2 separate regions of the Homo sapiens genome follow, and region 2 is linked to region 1. Evidence: chromatin loops called from intact Hi-C (ENCODE). Cell type or tissue: Panc1. All regions are shown on one strand.

What was found. Hi-C counts contacts between places; a loop is a spot of excess contacts. Peaks named below come from ENCODE experiments on the same cell type or tissue, not always from the same donor. Only the 100,000 strongest peaks of a DNase experiment are listed, where the experiment ranks them.
Region 2: a loop joins it to region 1, with 2.1 times the contacts of the local background. A loop is called at or near these places in 3 of 110 quality-filtered maps.

The regions. Positions count from the first base shown.
Region 1 is chr1:200,306,466-200,308,965 of GRCh38, forward strand. No RefSeq gene overlaps it. Among named protein-coding and RNA genes, the nearest start is that of LINC00862, 66 kb to the right of the region's middle. In Panc1, CTCF peaks have their summits at 1,194 (motif pointing left) and 1,404; no DNase peak of the experiment used is centred here; H3K27ac peaks cover 565 bases.
Region 2 is chr1:200,043,906-200,046,405 of GRCh38, forward strand. NR5A2 (nuclear receptor subfamily 5 group A member 2) reads left to right here. Exons shown (of 8, transcript NM_205860.3): 4 at 1,538-1,679. Among named protein-coding and RNA genes, the nearest start is that of NR5A2, 17 kb to the left of the region's middle. In Panc1, no CTCF peak of the experiment used is centred here; no DNase peak of the experiment used is centred here; H3K27ac peaks cover 252 bases; H3K27me3 peaks cover 288 bases.

The DNA of each region.
Region 1 (2,500 bases):
GCCTTGGCCTCCCAAAGTGCTGGGATATAGCCACAATGCCCAGCTATAATTATTTTAAAGTTGGATGTTTGACTTCTTTAAGATTTAAACACAGGCTTAATTTCATCACTAAGAATTACTAGCATCACATCATATACCCCATTAAACAAATGAGTCTATCCTGAGACATTTACAATCATAAACCATATTAAGACCTAGAGTCTGCTACTTAAAATTCTTTTTTTTCTTTTTTTTTTTTTTTTTGAGACAGAGTCTTGCTCTGTCGCCCAGGCTGGAGTGCAGTGGTGCGATCTTGGCTCACTACAACCTCCGCCTCCCGGGTTCAAGTGATTCTCCTGCCTCAGCCTCCCAAGTAGCTAAGACTGCAGGCATATACCACCACGCCTGGCTAATTTTTGTAATTTTATTAGAGATGGGGTTTCAACTTGTTGGCCAGGCTGGTCTCTAACTCCTGACTTCAAGTGATCTGCCCACCTCAACTCCCCAAAGTACTGGGATTACAGGTGTGAGCCACCGTGCCTGACCAGCTACGTAAAATTCTCATATTTGAATTGGCTAGACATGTTTAAAGAAGAAAAAAACTATCCAGTGTGCATAAAAATTGTAGCATGCCTCTGCATCCATGCTTCTCATACTTTCACAGGAAATGAAAGTGATACTTAATTATCAAAATAAAAATCCACAGAATCTACATGTGCAAAACAACTTCCTTTTTCTGTTATTCTCAGTCACCTAAGGACAAGAACTGAAAGAGATCTTTTGGCTGTTGGTTCCAAGAAACAAAAGTATTTTCCTATTCAGAATAAGTAATCTCTTAGGGTAACTTATATACTATTTAAACAATGATACTATGTAGTAAAATAAAATACTAATCGCCACTCAAGAAATTATATTTGATTTGATATGGAATATGTAAATGCCTCTGAGTCAACCAATAATCAAGCTCTGTGCTTTTCTCTCCATGGTGCTCAACTTCTAACAAAACGTTGTCTTTCAATTTTTGTGACCTCAAAGTCCAGGACTGCTGATTCAATCTCACGCTACTCCTCTACGAATATTTTAGGGCAGTTTGATGGGACATTATGTCCACAATCTATCCAAGCCAAATCAAGGTTATTGACAGGATCTCACATAGATAAATTTCACCTTTAAAAGTTTTCCACCGTCAGGAAAATGGGGCTGCTACAGGCTGGTGTTTATGCTGCCACCTCTCGGCCTTATAAGGAAATACATCTCAGGGAGAGGAAAGGAGAATTCTTGCTGCAAATTATATTCCTATTGTATTTATGTTAGGGCCCATGAATGCTTCTTAAATGGGGAAAGAGGAGCTCACAGCCTGCAGAATATTATGAAAGCCTGAATCCTCTCTCCAGAAAAAAAAAACACATACACAATAGTTTTTTGTAGATAAATTTGGACGTCTTGAAGCCCATCCATGTCCCACTTTCTATACTACAAATTCAGCAGAGCAACCTCATTTTTCGTGTTGTGACAAAAATTCTGTAAAATGGAAGAAACTGGACATTCTGGGAGGATGGTTAGAATATAAGATACCAATAGCATCTTATTCAGAAGAAAAATTTTGACATCAAATGATTTTTAGTTCAAAATTAGTAGTGTGTTGGGGGAAAAAAAAACCGATAAACTTTTCCCTGCAGCCAAGAATGTTTGGATTTTGTTTCAAAGTTAATCAATTGGAAAGGCTCTCTGGGAATTCTGGGTGGTATTTCCAACAGAAACATTATGCTTTTGACACCTCTATTGTTGATATGTTAAATCCTCTGGCAGTTGAGTTTTGGATCAAGTAACTCGGTGGGTCTGCTGCACGTGGTCTGTTTATTTGTTTAGCTTATAGAAATGTCTTCTGTGTTCCTATGAATATTTTTGCAGCACAGGTTACACAGAGCTGTCAGCTGCCTCCAAGTGTTTTAAGGACGGATGCTTGACTTGTTTAAGATTTAAGCACAGGCTTAATTTCATCACTAAGAATTACTAATGGCACATAATATATACCATTAAACAAATACATCTATCTTGAGACATTTTATTGTCATCAGCCATATTAAGACCCAGAATCTGTTTTGTGTGTGTGTGTGTGTTTTTTGTGTTTTTTTTTTTTTTGAGACAGAGTCTCACTCTGTAGCCCAGGCTGGAGTGCAGTGGCGTGATCTTGGCTCACTGCAACCTCTGCCTCTGGGGTCCCGGTTCAAGCAATTCTCCTGCCTCAGCCTCTTGAGTAGCTGTGATTACACGCATGCATGACCATGACCAGCTAATTTTTGTATTTTTAGTAGAGACGGGGTTTCACCATGTTGGCCAGGCTGGTCTTGAACTTCTGACCTCGTGATCTGCCTGCCTCAGCCTCCCAAAGTGCTGGGATTACAGGCGTGAGCCACTGTGCCTGGTCAAGACCCAGAATCTTAATATCTCTACTTAAAATGCTTATATTTGAACTGGCTAGGTTTGTTTAAAGGTATCAATGGGAGAGCATATCCCAGTG
Region 2 (2,500 bases), 260 kb before region 1:
TTGCTACCTGAAAAATATAATGTCCAACACCAAAATAAACCAGTGGATTACTTCTTTTAAGCTAAATTTAGGCTCCTTTTTTAAAGACTCAACTAAAAATGAGGGAGAAAGAGAGAGTCTTAGGGAGATGATTCTTAGAAGTGTGTGTCTGATTTAGTTCAAAAGGCAAAGAAATTTATGCTGTTTAGAAAACTTTGCCAGTCTCATGGTTCTAAAATACTTTATTGTAGTAAAGTGATATAGCTGTAGAAAGACTTCCATTTCTAACAGTCCTAAATATTGATTTTGCTTGACTTATATATATTTAAAGCATCGTTGTTCTTGAAAGGGAATATGACAAACTATTTCCCAAATACATTTTAACTTCAGAGTATTTCTGTGCTATAAGTCTAAACATTCTTTATCCACAGACATAAAAGCCTAAATTCCCAACTGTGTGATTTCATCTTGATTTATTCCAAAATAATTTTAAGGATTTTTTGAAATTTATATCATAAAGACCAAGAAATCAGATTTTAGTTTTTAATATAATAATTTTTATAAATATATGACCTATTTAAGTGCATGGATTTTAATATGTAAAATATGCTATATTGTTACCAAAAATATAAATTATACTTTAAGAATTTATCTCAGGACTTTTTAATACATTCCCAGTAAATTCAATATTCACTATTTTTCAAAGTTTTTTTTGTTTGTTTGTTTTTGTTTTTAAGTGGAAAACTCAGTACAATTACTTAAACCACCACCAGGAAAATCCCTCCATTCTCTATAACAAAGTAAGAATGTTTCTCTTTGTGGCAAGTGGGTTAAATATGAATACTATCCTGGTAAATCTCATATTATAAAGCTACACATTTTATTTTTGATTAATTCTTTTATATAAAATATAAGGAAAGCTCATACCCTGTGTGCTACAATTCAGCTATCTGTGATACATGCTTTTTCCTTCCATTAGTTTTGCCTTTTTAAGAACAGTTCCCATACTTGAATGTATTCCAGTGGAATTATGAGCATTTTCCCATTTTACTCTTTAAATCCTTTTGCTTTTAACTATCCAGTGTTGACATTTGTTAAAAAAAAAAAAAAATCTGAGGTGTTTTGCTATTCAGTTTTTTCCACTGGCATTTTGCAATGGTTTATCACTGAAATTATATCAGACTACTTAAAAACAATGCCAGGACTTCATGAGTACCTCTATCAGGAACATGTGGGATAATAGGAAAATAGATTAAAAAAAAATTTATCTATATAGAGTGTATTTTTTCTGACTGTTGGGATAAAATGGTGGGTAGCCAAATCTCCCCAGGATTTGACGTAATTCTTCAAGAATAAAACTGATGCCAGAAAAATCTCCACCATGGCCTGGCACAGTTTGGGAAGGTTGATGTTGCTGAAATGTAAAATAAACCACAGAACCACATAAGGGCTCAAATAGTGCAATGAGAGGATTTACTGGTGATTTTCTTAAAATGAAACAATGGAAAAGACGGGTGTTAGATTTATAATACGTCTCACTATTTTCTCTGTCTTATAGGGATTTTTTAAGCGAACAGTCCAAAATAATAAAAGGTACACATGTATAGAAAACCAGAACTGCCAAATTGACAAAACACAGAGAAAGCGTTGTCCTTACTGTCGTTTTCAAAAATGTCTAAGTGTTGGAATGAAGCTAGAAGGTAAGATTCTTCTAAAGACTACTGCCTATTAAAACTCTCCAAGGACATGAACTGTAAAACAACATTGTACTTATAGCATGGTAACATTATTTTCCCAGCATTTTAACACTACCGACAATACTGTAAGATCTTTCTATGTTTCATCTGCAGAATAGTCTGAGTCTCATTTAATCATGGTGAAATCTACTAGGAAAAAAATTTAAAATATTAGTTGTCTTTCCCCTGCCCACCCCCTTTTTTTTAGTCTGGGGAGCAGATGCATTAGACACAAAAAAGGGAAAAAGATCAGGTTATGAAAATAAGACTAAAGCAATCCAACTGAAAACAAGAATAATTTGTAAAACTATTAAAAGTAAAATATTCTTTGAGTTTTTAAATCAAGATACCCTTGGAAAAGTTTGATTTCAATTCTTTTTAAAAGAGGTGTGCTTGTCACAAGTGTTAACTACTAATTTCATGATTCTTAAGAGTTAAAGCCTTTAATGGTGAAAAGGAGTTTCTCATGTAGGATATTATCTTTGATAGTGTAGAAATGTATTTTTTTAAAAGATAATGACTGAGGCTGCAAAATAAAAAATTGAGAATCAGGAAACATGAAAAATAACGAACTATTAAATCATTAGCAAAGGTCTGAAAAGAACAAGAAAGTGGCTCCTGAAAAGCCACACTTGAACTTTGTTGAAAGAGCAGACCCTATACTACAATGTACAGATTGGCAGGCAGTAAAGTTAATATGTGACTGCTGTAAATAATTTGTAGTTCATGGACTACTATGGTATGTTGCTGCTTTCTAGCCTCTGACCTGCTTGCTTTCCATGGAT